Regions from separate parts of the Mus musculus genome. Here region 2 is linked to region 1. A link is a loop called in an ENCODE intact Hi-C map of the cell type or tissue named here. Cell type or tissue: left cerebral cortex. All regions are shown on one strand. Links, peaks and the distances in the headings refer to the core of each region. The heading gives the core; the rest is flanking DNA. Region 1 overlaps Tspan13 (tetraspanin 13). Region 2 overlaps Bzw2 (basic leucine zipper and W2 domains 2).

Evidence for each region. Hi-C counts contacts between places; a loop is a spot of excess contacts. Peaks named below come from ENCODE experiments on the same cell type or tissue, not always from the same donor. Only the 100,000 strongest peaks of a DNase experiment are listed, where the experiment ranks them.
Region 2: a loop joins it to region 1, with 7 times the contacts of the local background. A loop is called at or near these places in 2 of 42 quality-filtered maps.

What each region holds. Positions count from the first base shown.
Region 1 is chr12:36,019,005-36,031,589 of GRCm38, forward strand. It overlaps Tspan13 (tetraspanin 13), which reads right to left. Exons shown (of 6, transcript NM_025359.3): 2 at 4,901-5,068; 3 at 3,749-3,829; 4 at 2,797-2,910; 5 at 1,486-1,599. Among named protein-coding and RNA genes, the nearest start is that of Tspan13, 17 kb to the right of the region's middle. In left cerebral cortex, for the core only: no CTCF peak of the experiment used is centred there; DNase peaks (open chromatin) are centred at 7,363, 8,351, 10,216 and 10,469; H3K27ac peaks cover 1,902 bases.
Region 2 is chr12:36,084,478-36,097,062 of GRCm38, forward strand. Bzw2 (basic leucine zipper and W2 domains 2) reads right to left here. Exons shown (of 12, transcript NM_025840.3): 11 at 8,490-8,612; 12 at 7,358-7,832. The coding sequence ends at 7,804. It also overlaps the pseudogene Gm5434. Among named protein-coding and RNA genes, the nearest start is that of Tspan13, 48 kb to the left of the region's middle. In left cerebral cortex, for the core only: no CTCF peak of the experiment used is centred there; DNase peaks (open chromatin) are centred at 5,488, 6,789, 7,702, 8,232 and 1 more place; H3K27ac peaks cover 1,733 bases.

The sequences.
Region 1 (12,585 bases), core at 2,917-10,916:
CAGCTACCAGCCTTTTTTCCCCAAGACAGAGCTTCTCTATGTAGCCCAGGCTATCCTCTCTAGACCAGGCTGGCCTCAACTCAAGAGATCCACCAGTCTCTGCCTCTTGAGTGCTGGGATTAAAGGCATGCACCACCAACATCCGGCAACAAAGGCAATTCTTAAAAGCAATATGTATAGTGTATATATTATATGTTAACGTATATTAACATTTTTAACACATTATATAATTAACATATATTAACACGTATTCCTTAATACAAAACTTAACTATAATTTATCGTGTAACTCTAGAAAGAAAAGTCCAGAGTTACTCCACACTAATCTGATTTCACTTATTATAATTTATACAGGTCCAAACAGATCAAGAATGTCACCCCCATCATAAAGTTCATGCCAAATTTCTCAGACGTTCAGATTCTAAGCTAAGGGTGCTCCCATCACACCAAGTGATCTCAAGGAAGATGAGCACTGATACCTTTCGAGTATCATGTTTGATGCTGAAGTACAATGCTCTGTCTTCTAGTCATACAAAACTGAACTCCGTATGAGCTTTAATCCCAGGCGAGGGACATGGGGCTGCTTCAGACTGTCCACAGCAGCTGGCTATGATTTACCTCATGCTCTAGGAGGGGAAGCATGGTTCTGCAGCGGCAGACAGTTTCTGCGAGTATATGACATCTGAAATTCTAGGGACTTTACAGAGGGGATATAAATGCTAGGGCCCCAGAGGCAGTGTGGGTTGTTGGTTGCTGTGGTTGTGGTTTGTTACGTAGCTGTGCACAAAGAAACGATAAGAAGAAAAAGTTAGACATCCTGAGGGCAAAGATCAAACTTGCCCCAAGGAACTTGATGCCCTGATCAGCAGGAAATAGTCTAATGATAATGTCACTGATAGGTATTCTTCTCTGATGAAATGAGCCAATTCAAGCTGAATTAAAGTATAAAGGCAGGTTCATTGGGGGGAAGTTCTCAGGCAGGTTCACCAGTCCCAAACAATAAGGCCTGGAAGTCGCCAGAGAGAAGGAGACAGATGGGAGGATACAAAGAAAGGGCAGAGATAGGGAAAGAGAGGGAGAGGGGGGGAATGAGGGAGGGAGAGAGAAGGTCAGGGAGAGGGTAAGGGAGAAGGAGAGAGGGGAGAAAGGAGGGAGGGAGACAAAAAAAGTTCTGGATTATATAGGGAGGAGCTTCTGGGGGAAGCCTAGCCCCTGGGATGCAAAGTTCATCATAGAGGGCGGGGTATCAGCCATGACAGGGCCCGAGGGATGCTGGGAGAACCTGGAGGCCTGGTTCACATTGGTATGTAAAAAATGCACCTCAGCTGCTTGTCCCAAGTCTGAAACCAAAGTCACCCCCTTTCTCCTCTGTTCTTTTCTTTCTCTCCTATCTAGTATTGGAGGGTTAGAAGGGTAAAATAAAAAAAAAGGTGGGGGGGATCGAAGAAAGAAAAACCCACAAAGTAGCCAAAGTCCAGCTACATACCTCTGTAAAACTGAAGAAGAGACCAATGCCACCAACAAACCTCAAAACCTCTCCAGCATACTCTCCGATTATGGGGGCGCACGAGGAGCACTTCTGGGTACTTTTAGCACAGCTCTGTATCGATAAAAGGAAAGACTTGTTACTTCAGCGTATGTTCACAACCCGTCGAAATTCAGGCCTAGAGTGCTCCATCCAGTTTGGGTATAAATTTTAAATTGTGTGCAAGTTTCTGAGATGGTCAAGTCCTGTAGATGCTCTGTAGGACCCATCGGTCTGTCCCCTTCTAGAGCCTGGGATAGGATTGGTAGATGTCTAGATTGCCTTGTGTAAGATTTTGGTCTAGTACCACAGATTCTCCAGTAACTTGCTTGCATTGTAAGTGATACCCAGCTGTGGTGATCTGAATAAGAATGGCACCCCATAGGCTCATATATTTAAATGCCTGGTTACCAGGGAGTGGAACTGTTTGAAAGGATTACAAGAATTAGTGGGTATGGTCTTGCTGGAGTAAGTATGTCACTGGGGATGGAGCTTTGAGGTTTCAAAAGTCCATGCTAAGTCTAGGGTCGGTTCATTCTCTCCAGCCCCTCCCCCCCCCCAACACACACACACACACACACACACACACACACACACACACACACACACAATCTGCCTGTAGATCCAAATGTAGCTCTCAACTACTTTTCCAGGACATGCCTGTATGCTAGGTTGCTCCCCTCCACAGTGAAAATGGAAAACCTCTCATACCGTAAGCAGGCTCCCAATCAAACACTTTCTCTTGTAAGAGTTGTCTTAGTCATGGGGTCTCTTCACAGCAATACTACTTAACTGGTGACAACTAATGGTCACGGAGACACCAGCTGAATGCCACTAAGCCAACAGGGCTTGTAATCCTACAACTACAGTGAGTCAAGGTCTACAAACAACCATTGAGCCAGGCAGAGGACAGCAAGCCTTGGGTGAATTTCAGTCTCTGCTGACACCTCATTTCAGCCTCCTGAGACTGGTGTGATGGCTACTGTCAACTATGAGCATGACAAAAATCTAGAATTACACAAGCGACAGGCCTCTGTGTGGTGGTTGAATGTTTTACAGTGTATTTTTACTAAATAAATAAATAAATAAATAAATAAATAAATGCGATGTATCTCTCCGGACATAGATGAGCAAATGTGACAAATGTGAGAAATACAACAGAGGCCTATGTCAAACAATTTTGAAACACAATTCAGTACCAGAAAGACCACTTTTCTGTTAATCATTATTAAACTGTATGTGAAACACTAAAGAAAACCTTTCTGGACTTACAGCTGGACAGGTGTCATTTGGGTTATAGCTCCGGAAGCCACAGCAGTTCAAATTCCTCTGGATGTCATTTCGAGCACTTGCAGTATTGTTCCATCCGACTTCCAGCAGCTGACCCTAAGAAATTACAACAATGTATCATCCCCGTGTAACAATGTATCATCATCCCTGTGTAACAATGTATCATAATCCCTAAGTAACATACAGAGGCCAGCCTGCAGCTAGGAGCAGAGCATAGAAAATCAATAGCCTCAAAACTGTTACACTCTTTCAAAAGCTCATCCCTTGATCTGAAAAAAAAAAGAAGGTACTATGGCTAGCCTATAAATGAAAAGGTCCTGGTTTTTACAACCAATTTAAAAACAAGACTTGGTTCAAAGGCACAAACAATACAGTTTCAGTTGTTCCTAGACAGAAACCCATATTTTCTTTATAAATTAAGACTCTGAAAGGAGTAGTTGATGGACGGAAACCACAGACCCTCAGGCGACTGCCCAGCAGTGGGGAAAGGCAGGAACCATCTTTCAACAACAGCAAATTTTACCCAGTGAGAGTTCTGTCTTATTTACAGATACAAATTACCAAGACCTGATGTCACCTTTGCCTGCAATCATTTCCACCGGCCACTTAAGCAGTGAGAGGGAGTAAACTGGCATTCTTGACAAAAAGAAATAGTTTTATTCTCTAGTCCTCTCTCCCAACATTTTCATAGTCATGCTATGTGGTATCACAATAAAGTAGAATCGAGTAAAAGCTTCCCTTAGCTGGGCATAGCGGTGCATGCCTTTGATACCAGCACTCAGCAGGCAAAGGCAGGTGGGTCTCAGTGAGTTTGAGACCAATCTGGTCTACATAGTGAGCTCTAGGACAGTCAGAGCTACACAATAAGACCCTATATCTCAAAAACAAAACAAACAAACAATAACAAAACAAAAAACCAAAAACCTTTACTCACCTGCTGCTCCCGATTCAGAGCTAAACAAGCACAAGATACTGAAAACTGGACAATAAATACAAGTAGGAGAATGATCATATACTGAGAGTTACAAGTTAAGGACTTTTTTATTATAACACTTATTTATCCACTGTATGTGTGCATGTGTGTGGGGTTGGGGGTATGCACACATGAGTATGTATGCGCGTGCATTAGGGCACATACGTGCCACGGTGTTCATGCACAGGACATCTTGCAGGAGTCAGTTCTCTCTTACCACTATGTAGGTAGTAGGGAGTGAACTCTGGTCATCCAACTTGGCAGCAAGTGCCTTCACCTTCTGCCAGGGACATTGCAGATGCTCGGGAAGAGCATAAAGCAGCAGAGTTGACACAACTTTCAAGTACACTCAAAGCAATTCACCTATAAACTAGAACAAGTGTTCAAAGTGATACGCTTAATTATTATTTTGTTAATACACTATAACTATAAATTCATTTAGAAAAATATAAATAATTGCATACACCAGGCACAGTGGGTGACACCTGTAACCCCATGGCCTAAGAAGCAGAGACAGGAGAACCGCCCAAGCTTGGATTAGCCTAGTCTACAAAGACTGTGTCTCAAAAACAAAGCAAAACAACAAAAAATGGGGGGGGGGGGGGGAGAAAGAGAGAAAGGGAGGGAGGGAGAGAGGGAGGGAGGGAGGGAGGGGAAACAGAAAGATAATTTTATTTTGAAAACCCCACATCCAAAATGAAATATAAATTCTAAAATCTGCAAAATAAAAAATAGGGACAAATGTATAAGCTTTCTCAAAACTAAGTCTAGAGAATACACTGTAGAATTCTCAACCAAAGATTGATGTGTAAGGAAGGTCTAGAAGAAGTCATGGCAGAAGTTCAACTCAACTCTGAATTTGCAAAAGAAAATTAGATCTGTGCCCAACTTGTAGAACACTTTAGGTTAGGGTATGATAAGGAAGGGCTGAGGATAACTAAACATTTTCTTTACAGATATTCCTAAATTGCGTTTCTAGGAGTTGCTTTTGGGCAAGGAATCACCTAATGATGATATTAAATTAGTAGCAACCATTGAGACATAATCACATGCTTGATAATGAGAACTTTATCTGATTGAAGTAAAAAAAAATTCTGATTTTTAAAAGGATACAAAAAATAGCAACACCTGGTGGTGTTTTACAGCTCCAATTAGCCCCACCAAGGCAATCAGGAACAGGAAGATGCCCACAGCAATGACCACACCCACCACTCGGAGACTGGAGATCAGCCCAAAGCCGATGCCCCAGGCAGCAATCCCAATGAGCAGCAGGCTGACCAGCTGTGGAGAGATGGGGAGAGGTTCAGCGTTATAGCGCCCGCACCGCTCAGGTATTAACATCTTAGCATCTTTCCTACAACGGCAAGAGTCCCTTGGGGGCCCCAGGGTGTCAGCTGTGGAACCTGCTACACACACCACATTCAAATGGTGTTGTATTTGTATATACTTTATGATATCCTCCTTTAAGCTTCAGACCATCTCTGGGTGACTTGGACATTGCCTTGCAATGCTACCAGAAATTGTCAGGGGAATAATAACAAGAAAAAAAAAACTTGGCTAATGAAACCATTTTTTGATCCTGTTGATTAAATGCATGAATGTGAAACCCACAGTTAGAGAAAGCTGACTGAAACCCACAAGGCTCAGTTGATGGTACTGTTGTAATAAATTTAAAGTCATCCCCAATTATGCTTAAAAAAAAAAAGATTAACAATAATCCAGAAAGCAACCATGCAGTCTCAAAGGTCATCTGGATTCTGACGCCTACAAGGAGCATAAGCTAGCCCAGTAACAGCATTATGTAAAACTAGGCACCAGCACACCTCAGTCTATCATTCTGATGTGCTCATATGAAAATTACCTTTTGCTTTATAACCCAGTCGGCCCGCAGCCCCCTCTGTTCTCCCGCTCCCCAAAAGGCTGAGACAGTCCTCCCTCCCCTAACAAGCTGTGTTCCTCAAATGTGAAGCTATGGTTTCTTTCCTTGTACTACAACCTGTTGCCCTATCGCCTCTCCAGGAGCAAAAGGCAATTCGGATGTAAGCTCTCCGAGGCTCGAACCTCCAGGTATCCTTGGAACTTATCAGGGCCTGAGCCCTGGAGAACATTTGAAAATTGTTTCCAGTACGTAAAACCATAGACGTGCAAGAGACCATTAAAGCCATCAAGATTAAAATAGGGAAGGAGAGGTTGCTATTTGAAATGAAATGGCAGCTGAGCAAGGAGAAATCATGTTCTATTCCAGTCACTGTATTTATAAGTTTATCAAACACTACCTAAAGAGCTAGTACGCCTGTGTGTAAGACGGAGCTTACAAAACGCAAAGATATAATTATTCTTTAAACAAACAAACAAACAAATAAATGGTAAACCACATAAGAATTATAATGAACTCTAGAAGATATAGATAGCTTAATACAGTTTCAGAAAGGGGTGGAAGAGGATTTATAGAGCAGAATAGTTCTGTGTGCCTTCAGTACACATGCGGTCAACCATCTCCAGGAGTAATGAGGTAGTGTAATGCCCAGTTTGGAAAAAAACAAAATTCAAAACTAGATTTTTCTAGCATCACACTACTGACAGGCCTCTGTTTAGAAACATATAAATTACTATGTGATTTTTTCCCTTGCTCAAATGCACCACTGTTTATGTGCAAAGCAATATACACTGATTTAAAAACTTATTTACATATATAGAGAGATAAACAAAACTGCTAAATATTGTGCATCTGTTTCTATTTTTACCCAAAGCATTTTCTTTTTTGAATCTTGGTCAAAGAGCCAAAACATGGGAGGGGAAAAAAAAAAAAAAAAAAAAAGAAGCCATCTGTGGGACCACAGAGCTCGTTTCAGGTGACATTACCACAGCAGCTCATACACCAAAACAAACCGCTCCCTTCCTCAGCTGCTCCTTGTGAGTTCTGCATCATTGTCTCCTCAGAGTCTCCTCACAAGTTCAAACAGTGGTGAGCTGAGAAAACGCACTCTGCCCTTTCACAGGTGAGCTTACTTCTGACTCTGTAACACCTAAATGTGTCACATTCCCTTTCACAACCAATAAAAGGAGCCTGGGGGGGGGGGGGTGAAGAAGGGCCTCACCTCTGCCTGGCTTAGCATCACCACAGTAATCTTGGTACAGGCACAGAGGATGCTCCACAAGTACACACATCAGAGTAGCTAACTGCAGCAATTAGTGGTCTCCAGAAACAGAACCAATACAAAGTATGCATATGTATGTATGTATGTATATATATATATATATATATATATATATATGTATATGCATATATGTATATATGCATACTTTGTGTTGGTTTCTCATATATATATACACACATATATATATATATATATACACACACACATACATACACACACACATATGAGAAAATGAAGCTCAGACAAGAGAAATTTTAAAGCGCTACCCACACTATGAAGGATAGTCTGATTCGCTTAATCAACTGATTCTAAATGCTGGCTACAGTTCAAAATACCCTTAAAGCAGTATCTAACCAAACAACTGAGAACCATGGCACCCTGTGTCCATGGTAACACAGATGACACATCCCACCCACCTGCTAACATCAAATTCTGGATGAGAGAGGCGCATTTACTAATTCAGGTCATGAGACAAGATCTTCAATCTGCATTTCCCTTAACATAAAAAGTCCTTCTGGGGTCCTCTGGTCTCCACACGCACACTGGGTAGCATACATGTAAGTACATACACAGCTTTAAAGAGTTCGTTCGTCCAAAATCATGCCAAACCCTTCCTACATTAATGGGATTCTTTTTTTTTTTTTTTTGGTTTTCCAAGACAGGGTTTCTCTGTGTAGCCCTGGCTGTCCTGGAACTCACTTTGTAGACCAGGCTGGCCTTGAACTCAGAAATCCGCCTGCCTCTGCCACCCCCCCCCCACTTCCGAGTGCTGGGATTAAAGGCGTGTGCCACCATGCCCAGCCATTAATGGGATTCTTAAACATCAGGAATGTTAAAAGTTAAATATTCTTAAAGTATTAAGTTAATAAACTTTACATTTAAATAGTAAATTCAAGACTTAAAGACAGAAGTCAGAAATTGTTCTTGTCACTTAACCTGGTTGCGTACATCACAGCCCCTGCCACGACCTATTCCAATACTGTACACAGGCCTGAGACACACGGTACAGATGGAATGACCAGAGCTGTGTTGACACCTGCCCCATGTTTTTTTCTGTCTTATTGGCTTCGTTTGGCTGAAGGTTTAACATTTTGTTTGTTCTGCTTTGCTTTGCTTTGTCTGTTATTGGTTTAGGGGTGGCTTCATCTTTGTTGGAAGGGTTTCAGAGTGTCCGAGATAAGGTAAGATAGCTCAGGCTAGCCTCAAAGTCAGGATTCTCTTGTCTTGGCTTCCCAAGTGCAGATGACATTGCATGTGCCACCGGAACCATCAACACCTCTTTTCCCACTGTGAATTCTACATCAATTTCCATGTATCACAAAGTATGTCCCTTCCTTTGATTTTTTTTTTTCTCTACTATTTAAAAATGTGAATCCAGGCCAAGAAGATGATGACTCAGCAAGTAAGGGTGACTGCTGCCAAGCTGGGCAATTCTATCCCAAGAACCCACACAGTAGAAAGAGAGAGCTCTTACAATCCTGCAAACTGTTCTCTAAACTCTATACATGTGTTGGGACACACACACACATACACACACGAAAATGAAAGAGGTTGTTAAAACAAATATCATTTTGTAATGAACTCACAAATAAAACACCATGCATCTGTACTAAGGCAGCCATTCAAACAATTTAGAGAGAGAGAGAGAGAAACCACTCTTAGCTAGTATGCTGTAACAAAGAAGATGGGATGGATTTAGCTTGTTGGCTATAGTTTACTGGCTTTTGCTTTTGAAGTCAGTAAAGATTGAAAGCTAACAAGAGGACAAATAATTACTATGTCAAGAGATTTTTTTACAAAGTATGTCACAGTAAAATACAATTAAAACAGAACAAAAGTAGGTAAACACAATAAGGCAAAGAATGCAAAGAAAATATAGGCTCACTAAAGAAAGTGCATTCCTTTTTTTGAGTCTCTGACTCCCGTGTCCCTCCCAGACTCAAGCAACCCCCTATGACCACAGGAGTTGACTCCTGTCCACTTGCTGTCCACAAGATGAGTGTATCAGATTGACCAAGGGGACTCTGAAGCTGGGATTAAACTACAAATCTCAAGACAGGATGATTCTAAATTATGTGAATAAGATTTAAATAGTCTCAGAGTCCTTGCAAGAGGTAGGAGGAGCGGGCTGGTGAGATGGCTCAGTGGGTAAGAGCACTGACTGTTCTTCCAAAGGTTCTGAGTTCAAATCCCAGCAACCACATGGTGGATAACAACCACCCATAATGAGATCTGACGCCCTCTTCTGGCATGTCTTAAGCTACAGTGTACTTATATGTATAATAAATAAATCTTTAAAAAAAAAAAAAAGAGGAGGGTCAGGATCTGAAAACGACATCACTGAGGGAAGCAGAATGTAGCCTGAGAGGTCTAGCAATGGCATGCTACTAGCACTGAAGGCGGAGGGAGAGGTTCTATGCCAAGGAACGCAAGGAGCAGATGCCAGGCAACACTCTTCCCTTCCCTAGCAAGTACAGCCGAGACCTGCTGCAGACTTCTGACTTCTGGTACAAGGTACAACCTATTGTTTTAGGTCATTATTACACTTGTAGCACTTTGTTAAAAACAGGAAACATTCGATGCTTTTGAAAGTTTGTCTGGTTAGAATAACAGGAATAGACTGAATCCGATTACAGACTCATTAGAGTCCAAGGTTAGTACACAGCCTCTTTGAGGACAGGCCTTACTTGGTTTACCCCAGGTGGCTCTGAAGTATCATGAATTATTCCTAGCTGGGCATGACGACCATTTAGAGGCTGAGGCAGGAGGATTTCCAAGAGTTCAAGACCAACCTGGACTACATACCAAGTATTAAGCTAACAGGCAGACCTACATTATAAGACACCGCCTTTGAAAAACAAGAAAGGCATGGGGGATGGAGAGATGACTCCCTCTTTCAGAGCAATTGCTGCTCTTCCAGAGGACCCAGGATTGATTCTCCAGTATCCACATGGCAGATGGCAAGCATCTGTAAGTCCAGTTCCAGGAGATCTTCAATGCCCACTTCTAGGAGCACCTAGCATGCATATGTGGTATACAGACACGCATGCAGGCAAAACATTTGAAAAATAAATTAACTAAAACATTTTTAGAGGTAAAGGCAGGTGCAGGAGTTGGCTCAGCAGTTAAAAGCTCATACCTGCTCAAGCCTGAGTTTAGTCCCTAGACTCCCCAGGGAGTCATGATGAAGGGAGAAAACTACTCTCAAAAGTCCTCCTACCACAGTGGTACTTGAGCCCACTCACACATTATAAACATATGCCAGTGCACTGAGCAACTCATTAAAACCAAGCAACAGTTCTTCCTGCTCAAGTATGTTTTAAACAAATGAAGAAGGTTTTAGTACACTCAGAGAAACTACAGGAAATCCCACGGCCCCCTCCTCCCCTCCCTGCCCCCCCCCCCAAAGCAAGGAGAACAGAAAGGCCTCACTGTCCAGGCCAAGCTGGAGTACAGCTGACTGAGGCAGGAGGCTCACAAGAGCCCAGTCTGAAGGAGACGCCGGTTTTAGCCCAAGCAGAACTGGGAAGTGGAACTGAGCCCCACGCACAGCTGGGAACTCCAGAAAGCTCTTTTCTCACAGTAAAGTACTGTGGAAGACTGCAGAGCTTTCTGAATGTTCCCAAAAGCTATCTGAGAAAAAGAAACCTCAAGTCTTCTAGACACTGAATCCCCACTCCCAGAATCTGCAGGCCAAGCAATTCAAATGAAAGCTGACCACCAACTGTAATGACTGAGGGTTGCGCGGGGGGGGGGGGGGGGGGGGGGGGGGGAGAGACTCAGATAAGAAAACTAAAATGACTCGTGAGAGATATACAAGAAACCAGTCCCAGGTTTTAAAATGCCAAGCTAATTCTCGAGACACCTTAGAAAGAGGAAATCTAAGAGAAAGACACACATTACTAGGGCTCCCAAGAACCAATTGCAACAGAGCGAGCCATTTAAATTATCTAAAGAAGGGCATGGTTGGTGCACGCCTTTAATTCCAGCATTCTAGAGGCAGGGGCAGACAGAGCTCTGGAGCCTGGTCTACACTGTGAGTTCCAGGGCAGCTCCAAAATAAAAATTAACTAAAGGGATTTAAAAAAATAAATAAAAGCAAATTGGGGAGTCATATTTTATAGGCATAGACTTGAAAAAGGAGCCAAATACATCAACGCAAAAGAAAGGAGAGGACCAGGGGAGTGTAGTGAGTAAAGACTGACAAGCTGACAACCTGGTTTCACTCCCTGGGAGCCACGTACTGGACGGAGAGAACCAAGAACCACAAGTTGTCCTCTGACCTCCACACATGCATAACGACACAAATGCCCATACCCAAGAAATAAATGTAATTTTAAATATTAATTTAAAAATAGAGATCGGGAAGAGACACGTGGGCTAAAGCAGGAGCAGGGCTGTAGTGGTACGCACTTCTGTAGTGGTCCACAGTGGTCCACACTTGGAATCCCAGGACTTCCGACGAAGAGGCTAGAGCTGGAGGCCGTCCTCAGCTAAAGAAAACACCAAATACTGAACTAATCAACTTGTCTGTGCTCCAGGAGGTTCTGGCAGACAAGCAACAGGGACACACATTTTTTTTTCCCCCAAAGGAAAAAATAGCACCCTCCAAACACATTAATTTTGAAGAATAAAGCAGATCCCACAAAATTTCGCTGACAAAGGACACCTAAGAAAACCCAGAGCAAACAGTCATACGTCTGCTATTCTATGGAGTCAGCCTTCATCTGAATCCCCCCAAGTTTGGAGCTCTTTAGGCCTTCTGAGCTTTACCTCTCAGTGAATAGCACTGTCCTTAAGAAAGAGGCCCATGCACTTTGCAACCTCCATCAATAGGAACTACCTTATGCCCATTACAAATCTGTACAATTCAGCTGCTAAGTTCCTGGAACTCTACCATGTTATCTTCTGTGCACATGGAGCGCCTAGGTAGTAAACTATCAAATGGTACCAGCACTTTCTTATATGGGCAACACCTCATACCTTCCACTTTTCTTTCCCCTATAAATTAGACCATTCTCCCTTACACAGCCTCAGCTCTTACTGCCTCCCAAGCCCTGCACTTCAGTGAAAATATTTGCGTTAATCTTTCAAATAGTTTCTGTGGATCCATCTATGAGCCACCAAGTACCATCCACATTCCTTCCTATACTTGGCTTCCACGGAGCAAAAGGGAAAGCTTGCGACCAAGAGGTGTACACTCGAATGCCACTGGCAAGAGCTTCCTGACTCTCCTCGTGCACGTGCAGCGGGGAGCTCCATGGCCGGGCAAGCCCGGGTGTTTAAGGCCCTGAGTTAGATTGCCAGCACAGAGATAAACAAGCAAATGAACCCCTAGGTCCATCACACCTGAACAGTCCACACGAGACACCACCCAAGGCCCCTCCCATGCACACACCAGCACCAACACGCAAATACGCATCATCGTTTGTAAAGGATATTCCCTAAAGGAATGGAGACTCAATCCTCTAATGCAAAACAAATTCTGCATCTATTACCGTAAACAGTGAAATTGCATGAACTTGAACTTAATTGAACTAATCAGCTTATCTGATTAAAACCCAAAAAAGGAGGGACTAGAGAGACTGCTCAGCAGTTAAGAGCACCGGCTGCTCTTGCAGAGGACCCAGGTTTGGTTCC
Region 2 (12,585 bases), core at 2,929-10,928, 65 kb after region 1:
TAAGGAAAGCGCATGCTCCAAAATTATCTCTGAAACCCAGCCTCATGCCTCCTAATTATCCTTGGTCCCAAAGAACATTCTAGTTTATTCAAAACAAAACAATAATCTCAGTGAGATATGGAAGGCTGAGGCAGGGGAATTGAAAGCTGGAAATCAGCCTGAGTAACTAAGAGAAAATAAGTGTGAGCTGGTGGCTCAACATGTAAGGCTCTTGTTGCCAAGCCTGGTGGCCTGAGTTTGTCCCATAGACCAACATGGTGAATGAAGAGAACTTCCTCCCACAAGGTTCTGCGAGGCCTCCACACATACACTGTAGGATTCATGTGCTCCTGCCTCATAATTATGTAAATATAATAAAAATATAAGTGCAAAGGGATGGGGCTATATGTAGCTCAATGGTAGGGTACCAGTCTAGAATAAGCAGTCTTGGTGTTAGATCACTAGGACTGAAAAAAACACAACAGCATTCCAGATTCACATATTCATATTGAAAGAGCCGGCCATTATGGTTGGAAGAGCAATTATGTTCATTTAATCATATATCAGAAAATAGTTGAACACAAAACAGAGAACAGCAAAATGAAGTGTCAAGGAATCCCGGAGAAGGAGACATAGCAAATTAACACTACCTAACCATCTATTTTGGACAAGGGTAGAATTATTGCTTTCAGGAGTCAATGTTATGATTGTCCTGGACTGGGAAGGACTAGACCCTGGAGTTGGCCTAAAGGAGCTTATGTTGGGTTTCTTCATTTGATTAATGATAGAAAACATGTTTCACTTTTTCCCCTTAAATAACGATCGAAGAACACTTACATATAAAATCAAGTTATAAAATACCACACATAGAACAGAATGATTATATCCTATTTATACCAATAGTAGCTTTCTCTTCTATTTGTGTTTTGAAGAATACTGTATTGATATGGTAAAATATTACAGAGTACAGCCAATGGCAGGATATAGAATAAACTTAATTCTTAAAGAATCATGCAAAAACATACTTATAGCTGGGAATGGTGGTGTATGCCTTTAACTGAAGCACTCACAAGGCAGAGGTAAATAGGTCTGTTTATTGTGAGAATGAGACCTATAAATGAGTTGTACTAAAGCAGCTGTTTTCCACCTGTGGGTCATGACTCCTTTGGGGGGTTTGAACCACTCTTACAGAGGGGTTGTCTAAGACCACCAGAAAACCCTTAAATAAGTATGATTCATACTAGCAAAATTACAGTTATGAAGTATCAACGAAAATAATTTTACGGTTGGTGTCACCAAGAGGAACTGTATTAAAGACTCAAAGCATAAAAGGCTGGGAACCACTGGGCTAAACTCTCACACTCTAGCTAACTTCCTTTACAGCATCAGACAATTGATAGTCTGAGGGCTAAAAAGAGTCACCTGGGTAAAGTACACAATTACAAGGACACAGGTATTTCCACAGAGGCATATAAATAACAACAGTTGACGTAAGCTCGCTCCTATCCGCTGCACCTGGGAGGAGCAAGAAAACACATTCCGAAATGAATTCCATGTTCTAAAAGAAACTGAAGCCATAAGACTCTGGTCTGTTTTCTTGCAAGCACTCAGAATTCTCACAGACTCTATTCTTGACCTGTGAATTCAAGCTCTGTGTGGGTTATATGGCAAGTTCTAAGGCAGACAGCTGTACAGTAAGATCCCATCGAAAAGCAACCACAATACACAAAACAACCTTATTATTACTATTACTATTATTATTATTATTATTATACTATTAGAACATGTTTCTCCCCAAGGCTTTTCAATGTATTCCATGATAAACACATACTATTTTTAAAAGCGTAAAAATATTGTTTCTTTTCTAAGAAAGAAATTCAAATAAGCATAAAGAAGTAAAAATTTGTGAGCTGCTTCATGTGTGTCGGGAAGCAAACCAGGTCCTCTGTAAGAGCAAGTGCTCTTCACCACTGAACAACAGTCCATCGCCCCTTCACACACTTTGGTGTTCAGTTGAGTTAACGCCTTTAATTTGCAGAATCTTTGTTAACTGTCATTTTTTTCAGTATGTATATGGATATGGTGTTTATCATTCAGGTGTTTCCCAGTGGAGAAAAGATGCCAAAGTTATAAAGCTCTATGAAGCTTTCACTCTTTAATCACCTTATATCTGTATGTCCATATATAAATATTACATATTTATATACATATAGCTAGGGCACTGTTCTACAACTAAGCTGCACCCAAGCCCTGCTTTTATTGAACATTGGGTAAAGATTTTGATGTCTAAAAGTTCTTTTTTGTGTGCCTGTCTATTTTACTATCGTAGTTAGTCTTAAAAATAACTCTACATCATCTCTACATCCTGCTGTTTATGCCCCGGTGTATTGTATAGGATTTTACATTCACTAGGGTTGGCCTTGAAGAACAGAGAACAGATACTGTCATTTCTAGTATTAGGTTATTAAACATTGTCTTCTTTCCTAGGCTACCCCCAGTGATTAGTCAAAGATGCAGGAAGCCAGCTTATGCTGTGAGGGCATTCAGGTAGCTCAAAGGGAGGCTCTGGATAAGAGGAGGGGGAGCCGAGGCATCTAAAATAGTTAGCTTGGAAGCAGCTCCTATGGCCTCCAGAGGATGGCAGCCCCAGCCAACTGTGACTGTAGCTATAGGAGGGCCTAAGCTAGGGGCAAACCCACTCCCAGATAAAAACCAAAAGAAAAAAAACGGATGAAATCATAAGTGTGTACTTAAAGTTAATTACTGGGATCATTTATTATGCTAATTACGTTAACCACTTTTATAATTACTTCAAATTCTACTTTAAAAGAGGAATAGAGTTGGATGTAGTTCAGTTGGTAAAGCATTTGCCTAGGATGCAGAGAGTTCTAGGTTTAATCCCCATGACTCCACAAATCCTGCACTGTGGTGAGTGTAATCCCAGTACTTGGAGGTGAAGGTAGGACAAACAGAAGTTCAAGGTCAGACTCACATATAGAGAGTAGAGACCAATTGGAAGCTATGTGTGACCCTGTCTCAAAAAAACGACATGGCAAAAGACCCTGGAAGCTTGTTTCTGAGGACGACATAACTTTAGTTTAAAGATTCATTACATTCTTGCTATGGACTATGTGTTTCCATGCTTAAGTACTTCGAAATCACCATCAGCTTTGGGAAAGTTAACTGACTTTCCATATTTGTTACAGGCTAGTAAAGGTTTCTTAAATAGAAGTGCTGCGTGTTCTTATTTATCTTTTGTGGTAGGGGCTTTGTTCATGCCAAGAGTAGCCCACATCAAGTGAACTCAGGATTTTTTTTCTTTAACTTTTGCTTGAACTGTATGAAGTTATTTTCAGGATTAAAACCAAACAAACAAATGAAAAACAAAAAAGAATCTGGAGCTGATGAGATGGCTTAGCAATTAAGAGCACTGGTTGCTCTTACAGAGGATCCGGGTTCAATTCCTAGCATCCACGTGGCAGCTTAGAACAGCCTGTAACTCCTGTTCCAGAGGATCCGATGCCTTTACAAACATGAATGCAGGCAAAACACCAATGCACATTAAGTAAAGGATTAAATAAATTGTAAAAAAGAAAAAACAAACAAAGCAGCAATAGATGTGAGATGATACAGATGGGAGATGAAGTACCATCTTGGCCATTGCTCATCAACTCGAAGACCTCAGAAAACTGCCCGTTTTCTGTTTTTTTACTGCTTTTGAAAGGGAGAGTCAAATGTACTGCACTTTAGTGGCCCTCAAAGTTTTACTCATATTACCCTAACATGAAAGGAAAACTTTTTAAAATACTGACACAAAATTAAATGTGAAACATCTTATATGCAATGTATCAAAGTCAACATAAATTATTATGTGGTAAATTGAGTATAATATGTAATATTTTATCTTTGCTATATCCAAAATGTTTTTAAAATCCGTGTATTGGAGAAACAATTTTAATTTACTGTTTATGAAGCATGCCTGCTACGAATCCTAACTAGCAGTTAACACTTGTCAAATATGTTGACCAAATTTATTATTATTATTATTATTATTGCCCTTTCTTCTCATGTAGCCCAGGCTGGCCTCAAATTCACAATTCTTCTGCCTACAGCTTTTGAATGCTGAGAGTAGCATGTGCCACTATGTTGTTTTGAAATGAAAACATTTTCTATTAAAACAAACACATTAATACAGGCTCTATGATGCGATGATCATTTAAGTTCTCTTTTTCACGTAGGTGGGAAGGAAGCTAGGTAATAGACTTATGCAAACTGATGCTCTGGAAAAAAACACTTTCTTCCTGGCTATTTCCCCCCCCCCCCCCCCCAAAGGACAATCTAAAAATATCAGATTCTAGGGCAAGATGGCTCAGTGGGTACACCTGCCACCAAGCCTGTGGCCTAATTCAATCCCTGGGACCCACATTGGTGAAAGGAGAGGCCTGACTGCTGTTTTCCTCTGACCTCTATCTGAGCAGCACAGGCATGTATCCACAGGCACACACTAAGTAAATGTAGTTAAAAAAGAATATCACAGCAGCTGAGATGACTTATCAGTTAAAAGCATTGGTTCCTCTTGCAGCAGACTGACTGGGCTTCAACTACAAGCACCTACAAATGGCTCAAAGCTGTCTATGATTCCAGTTGCAGGACATCTAACACCTGTGCCCTCCATGGGTACTGCCTACATGTGATAACATGCAGGTGAAACTCCCATACACACACACAACTCTCCCCCTCCCTCTCGGAATATCACATTGAGAATAGTATCATCTCCAAGGCTGTTATTAATGGTGGTGACAAATCACCTGAGTAGGGAGCCCCATTTGAAGACTGGTCTTGATTGATATGAGAAGCCCTGTCCGGATTGTGGGTGGCACCTTCTGGTAGGAGCTCAGACTCGAAAAGGCTGCTGAGTGGATTTGTGCCAACCCCGCTGCCGATTCCTTTGTTGACAGAGCTGGCATTTCTCCAGGGAATTCTGGATCCACCTTGTAGACTAAATGACTACTTGCTGTCACCCCTCAGTGACAGACAGCTGCTCTGGAACGACTCCAGTTGTTGACGACCCAGCCTCACAGGTGAATACTGGCTTCTTGACATCTCAAGTGTGATTTGGCCCTGGCTACCATTTGGAAACCCACTTAATAAATTATGAGATCTATAGCATACATATATATTTTCATCCCCTTGGATCTAGGTTCTTCTAGGTGATGTGATTGAAGCATCAGTGAACAAACTGACTTTATTCAACAGTTATACAACTTTTCTTATCCTGGCGTCGGGGAGGATTAGCCACACATTCTCATTTCATTTGGTTTCAATTGTCTGTGGAATACATTAGCCGGCTCCAACCTTCCCATGGCCTCGACAGCAAGAGAACTCCTGGTTTTCAAGAGTAAAGACTGCAGACTTTCCCAAATGGTCAGAAGCATTTCAATGCTACCACTGAGAACAGGACTCTGGAGGGAGGGGGCGTAGAATGAAAATCACCTCAATATATACAAATAGAAATAGATCCTTTAGCATGTACACGTCTCTAAGCTCCCAGGAGCTTATGCAAGGAAAACAGAGGCAGAACAGAACTGTAAGTTTACTTCTTTAACAGCTGTTAGTAACTTCGAGGCGTTCCCGGCAGTAAACACACATATTGAGGTTATTTCTATTTTATCATGAAGATAAAAGAATGGAGTAAAGTTGTTTTTCCCTCAACTAAATTTGTTGAATGAAGTAGAGTCTTACACTTAACTCGAAGCTAGCCTGAAGCTCATTATGTAGCCCAAACCAGCCTCAATGTTGCTGCAATCCTCCCACCTGAGCCCTTGTAATACTGGGATTATAGGTTTGAGTGACCATGCTCAGCCACAGTAGTTTTTAATAGATAAGAAATGCAGACTTCCGGTTCCGCCGCCGAGAGCCAGTGCGGCTCTGAAGGGCTGCGCAACTCGGTGCCGCTGCTCGCCGGGCACGGTTTTGGGTGCCGGCTCACCTCTCCTGATTCGTGGTGCTCAGAAAGGTGGCAGTAATGCTAACGCTGGCAAGCAAGTTGAAGTGGGATGAAGATCTCAAAGGATCCCAGACATCAGTGTCCACATCTGACTCTACTCGGAGGTTTTCCATGAGAGATAAGTTGCTTGTTACAGAGGTTGCAGAACTTGAAGCTAATTTACCTTGGACCTGTAAAGTACATTTTCCTGATCCAAACAAGCTTCATTGCTTTCAGCTGACTGTAAGCCCAGATGAGGGTTACTACCAGGGTGGAAATTTTCAGTTTGAAATTGAAGTTCCTGATGCCTACAACATGGTGCCTCCCAAGGTGAAATGCTTGACTAAAATCTGGCACCCCAACATCACAGAAACGGGGGAAATATGTCTAAGTTTACTAAGAGAACATTCCGCTGATGGCACTGGCTGGGCTCCCACTCGAACATTAAAGGATGTCGTTTGGGGGTTAAACTCTTTATTTACCGATCTTTTGAATTTTTATGATCCACTGAATATTGAAGCTGCAGAACATCATTTGCAGGACAAGGAGGATTTTCGGGACAAAGTGGATGAATACATCAGACGCTATGCCAGATGATAAGAGGAGAGCTCGCAGGTCTGAGGACTTTGTCACAGTTGTCTCTGATGTGAAACAGCTCGAGGTAGCCCTCCTCCCCATCCTCATACTTCCCGTCAGCCCCTTGGGATTGTCCTAGTCCTGCGACCGTGCTGTCCTGAAGAAGATCCTCCTGACTGCCCACTGTAGGTGGCGAACATTATACAGCAAGAACGTGTGTCTGGGTCTCGAGAGAGGTGTCTGCTTCCCTTAACGTGTTTACTGAAACTCCTATCTAGGCTGTCTGGTGGAATCCCTCCGAAGTTGTAACGAACTCACCCCTGAGGAGATAGCGCTTGCTTCCTTTCCCCCAACAATCGGTGTCCTGCACAGGTGATGTAATGACTTGTTCCATGTGACTGGCGGATTGGCAATAAGAAACCCGCTATAAACAGTGATGGGATGCACACTCTCTTAGCTTCTTCCAGGAACGCTGACCGAACCTAAATGTGACACTTCCCAGAATGCAGTCACTTACTGTAGTAGATCTTACTGAAATGCGTATTTTATTTAATGTGAGTATATTTTGGGACAGATTTGAAATTTGTACCAAAAAAATGTAACCGTTTAATGTTTGGATAGGGAAAAAAATGATGACACCTTTATAAGAAGTAATGTTAAACAAACCAACCAACCTCTGGGGGCCCATGAGATGGCTTAGCAGGTAAAAGTACTGGAGAAGAGAATGGGAACCCTCTGACCGCCATGCCCAGGCCTGTTCTCCCAGACCCCACAACACACTATGCTAATAAATAAAACACGCTCTGACCATATACACAAGGATTTTTAAAAAGCCGTTTATTTTAAAAAAACTGGTTTGTCAAATCACATACACGAGCAGAAGAAACACAACTATTGAAGTGGCCCTGTAACATAGACACCAGTGGGGCGTTCACACAGTACCTGAAAATACAGCTAAAAAAAGGGGTGTACTGAGTTTTGAGCTTCAGGTTCCTACCTGACCCCCTTGTTGAATGGCTTTAGTTAGCGTACAGTGAGAGGTAGAGTCCCAAGTGTAGTAGCCGACGCCTCAGGGCTCCATTGAAACAAAACAGAAATGAAAAAAATGCCTTCCCCGGGGAGCGGGGGAGGCCTCGCCTATCATTTATTTCCTTGGTGCAAACAGAAGCCAAGTTTCCCTCCCCAAACGCTTCAGCATTCCCAACCGAAAAGTGTGGCGTTTTAATTTTTTTTTTCTTTTTTAGGCAGTGTGCTGGAGACATTTAGCTTTCTTCGCCTTCTGATTCAGATTCTAAGAGAAAAGAAAGACAAATGAGGCATTGTCAGATTATGGGTGGACTTCTAATGAGCAGCCCAATGCTATGGGATATGTTATGGGTAACAGCCCAATGCTATGGGATATGTTATGGGTAACAGCCCAATGCTATGGGATACTTTTATCATGTATTAGTTAGGCAAAACAGTTACACATGAGAACAGATCGAAAACCCTCCCTACCTTTTGCTTCCCAGTGAACTCCAGCTTTCTAACAATGCAGTAAGGCCTTGTACATCATTAAACAGTATATATGGCCTTTGATCAGCTGGGTCATCAAAGACCTGCCTTTCATTCTGTGCTTCGATCTCCAGCAAGACGCACCTGGCAAAGGTGCTGAAACCCCCTCCAACCCCAGCCTGTGTGGCCAAGTGGATGATCCGAGTTTGTTTTTAGTTTTCTTTTGAAAATGTTATTACCTTGCTTTCAGAAATGAACACTGAGATGTGGGCAGACTATGAAGCATATGAAGACACAGTGAGAATTTTAAGAACAGAGAGAGGGAGGGAGGGAGGAAGGGGGGGAGGGAGGGAGGAAGGGGGGAGGGAGGGAGGAAGGGGGGGATTGAGAGAAAACCTAGAATAAAGCAATAAGCATTTGACTAGTGACCATGAGGGCTGTTACATGAAGTTACCTTCTTCTGCATTTTGTAACCACTCCACAAATTTCTTCATCTGGTCAAGAAAGACGCTCTTGCCTTTGGCGGCGTGTGCTTCTTTATACCACTTCAGTATCGCCTCTTCGCTCAGAACGTCGGCTGCAGTCAGAAAGCAAGGTTGCCAAGTTACCATACGGAATGTCATGTTTAAAAAAAAAAAAACAAAACCAAAAAAACCCCCCAAAACTCTGGGTGTGGAGGCGGTTCTGGAGAGGTATCTGCATTTTCTGTAGAATCATGAGGCCAAGAATTCAGATCTTAGCATGGATCTGTGTCCAGAATAAGCCTGTCACCCCAGCTCCCAGGCTATGTGTGTGGGAGACTGGATTGCTGTGGCATGCTGAATCTAGCCGAGCCATTGAGAAACTCGAGCCTCTGGCTCAGGGTAAGATGAGGTAGACGACACCTCACTTCCTCTCTGGCCTCCATTAGAGCATCTTTCTTAGACACCCCTCCTCCCCCAAAGCTCATTTCTAAGCAGCTTAGACATGTATCCTTACAATCAGCTTAGTAAACGCTTTGGTGATGATGTCACCTCATCAGTTAAGATACAGTGCCAGCAACACAGGTCAGTACTAAGACAAGGAAATCTTTATTTGGGGGGGGGGGGGGGCAAATGAATCAACAATTCCAACAGTTTAGAAAACCATGACCTAATAAATTCTACTGAAACCAAATTATAGTGCTAGCTTAGCTATGGGTGCATCCATGTAATTTCCAGGAGTTAGTGGAGGCGGAAGAATCAGCGATTCAAAGTCATGCCAAGCGTTCACTGAATGCTAACGGTAGCCCACACAGGACCTGCTAGCCCACACAGGACCTGCTCTCATGAAACAGGGAAGGGACAACTAAATGGCTATAATTTCTTTTAAGGAGATTTTCTTTTTGTTGAGGAGAAATGGAGGGGGAATAGACAAGATGGAGGGAGGGAGCAGGGATGAGGCCAGCACATAGATAAAGACCTTCAGGGGTGGGATCGCTAGACAACCCAACCTTCTACTGCTTTTGTTAAAACGGAGTACACTGTAGCTGACTCAGACACACCAGAAGAGGGCATTGGATCCCATTACAGATGGTTGTGAGCCACCATCTGGTTGCTGGGAACTGACCTCAGGACCTCTAGAAGAGCAGTCAGTCCTCTTAACCATTGTGCCATCTCTCCAGCCCCCACCCTTCCACCCTTAGCCGTCACTAAATTATCACCATGCTATAGTGTGATAATCTACCTCAGGGCTTCTCACCCTCCCTAATGCTGCCACCCTATAACACAGTTCCTCCTGTTGTGGTGACCTCTAACCATAAAATCTATTTTCATTGCTAGTTCATAACTGTAGTTTTGCTACTGTTATGAATCGTAATGTAAATATCTGACATGCAGGATATCTGATATGCAACCTCTGCGAAAGGGTCGTTCAAATACTTTCTCTATATCACAGTTAGAGAAAGACACAGCAAAAAAAAGTGTTAGGTATCTATCATCTAAAATTGTAAATGGAACCCCATTAATTTATCATTAATTACTATGAATTGAGGATACTTAAGGAAAGGAGACTATGAAAATGACAGTCTACATACTCTGCTGGGGTCCTACAGGGCTGCCTTTTGGGATTTTGTCCCCTGGAAGAGTCCAATCCATCACATGTACTGATAAACGTAATATTGACACACCCTTCTAATGACATGTTTGCAATTATAATTTTGACTGATAGATATCACAGAAATTACGGAGTACAGACAGCATTCATTTAAAACATCAGTACCATTTTCATAACAAAAATATTTAGTTTTACTTTACTTTAAAACCAACAACTGCAAAAACTAGCTTTTAGAAAGGGCTCTTGGATTAAATTGAAGAAACAGGAAGGGAGACATTGGAGAGGTGGCCCAGTGGTTAAAAGCCTTGACTGATCTTCAGAGGACCCAGGTTCAATTCTCAGTACTCATGTGGCAGTTAACAATCATCTCTTATGTCAGTCCCTGAGGACAGGATGACCTCTTCTGGCTTCCACAGGAACCAGGCACCCACATGGTGCACAGGCATACAGACAGAACACCCGTTCATACAAAGTAAATAAATGCATGTGGCTGGTTTAGAAAGCAGACATTGTTCCACTTAAAACAATCATTTAATGTACTATACTTTGCAAATTAAAGCTGTTTAGAGTTATTAATTTATACACACAGGATACCTTGGTATATAAGAGTCATGACCCCCCCAGAAGTATTCTAATCCTCCAGCCTTTTTGTTGCTTCTGTCTTCAGTTTCTCATAACCTGGACTACCAGGCCCAGCCCATTATTCAAAGAGGGGAAAAGCCCTTGATTATGCCTTAGGAAGTAACTTGTTGCTATTCAACACAGCTTTGCAGCAACTTTTCAAGAACACTAATTAGGGTTTGAAGAACCTCACAATAGTCCATTGTCTTTAAGACACGACTAATTTAGATTTCCGTCTTCTCCAAATCCTTTTGATCATGAAACCCTCCAAGAATAGAAGAATTTTCAGCTTTTGTGCTCAGTCATATGCAGTGTGTAGCCCCTCCCTCTCTGTCCTGAACTACTAGTGTTATAAAAAAAATACATCATAAGACACAACACATATGGGAAATTGACAAATATATAAATGGAAACGGCACATGAATGAATGCAGATTATACAGAACGAGCCAGACAGCCGACTTTCCCTGCTGCTCAGGGATAGTGCTTGCAGGCCTTCTGGAGGCACAGCACCTGCTTCTGTTTTATCAGCCCAGAGAGGACAAAAGGAGCCATGCACGTACTACAGTGTGTCAGTGACAGGGATGGAAATGATACCCAAAGACTGACAAAACCGTATCAAATATATTGTCTGCTAAAATCACCTAACAGTACAATGGAGAGGTCTGAGAAGCTAAGAACCCCAATCATTAGTGAATATTTTTTTGAAAGACCAAATTTCTAGCACTAGGGAATTAATAACAAAAAGAACTAAAGCCACTAAGTACCTGAGACAGTTAGGCGCACTGGGTAGCTTAAGAGGGCTAGAGAAATAGCTATGCTAAGTGAGTACTATCTTTCTGTTTTTCCTCTGAGATCCTTTGGTTTCCAGCACCACCAAGGGGTTGGCTCATGACTGACTTCCTACACTTCGCTCCTCCAGGGGCATCCTTCTGGCCTTAGAGGGCATCTGCACACAGGTAAGGTGGGCGTAACGCAAATGTCTTTAATGCCAGCACTGGGGACAGAGAAGCAGATAGATTTCTATGAGTTCAAGGCAAGCCTGGTCTACGTAGTAAGCATTTTTCTAAGAGAAGGTTTTATTCTCTAGCTCAGGCTGGCCCTGACCTGGCAATCCTCCTGCCTCAGCCTCGTTGTGATGCTGGGATTACAGGCCGTAGCCACCAGATGTTATTGTCCTACTAAAGAAAAGTGGGAGAAGGGTTTGCTAAAACTACAAGCATACAGTGTTCCCTCAGGGTAGATGCCATATTTTCCTTCCATGTTGTAATTTAGAAAGTTAGGAACTCCTTTGTTTATGTAATTTCCAGCACTGAACAAGAGAGTGGCCACATAGCACGAATTCACTACACAAATAGTAGACAAACGCGGGAAACAACAAAGAACCCAAGAGCAACTTGGCTTTACTATATGTTACATATATAGTTAAATCTAAAATCCAGAATTTTATATTAGGGGTGTCACACAGGGAAACAAATCAAAAAATAATTTTCATCTTCCTTCTCTCTCTCTCTCTCTCTCTCTCTCTCTCTCATTCTCTCATTTCTTTGTGTAGTCCTGGCTATGCTGGAACTTGCTTTGTAGCCCAGGCTGGCCCTGATCTCTCAGAGATCTCCCTGCCTTTGTCTCAGGCTAGAGGCATGCACCATCACTGCCTGGCTCACTTTTTTTCTTATAACCAAACCAACCAACCAACCAACCTCCTTAGAATAAGAAATGCCATTTTAGAAATATTTGCATAAGGCACAGAGTTTAACCTGTGCGTTTTCTGTAAATAAAATGCAGTCAGGCACAGTGGTGAGGGTGAATACCTTTCATCTCAGCATTTGGGAGGCAGAGTCAGGGGAAAACTCTGAG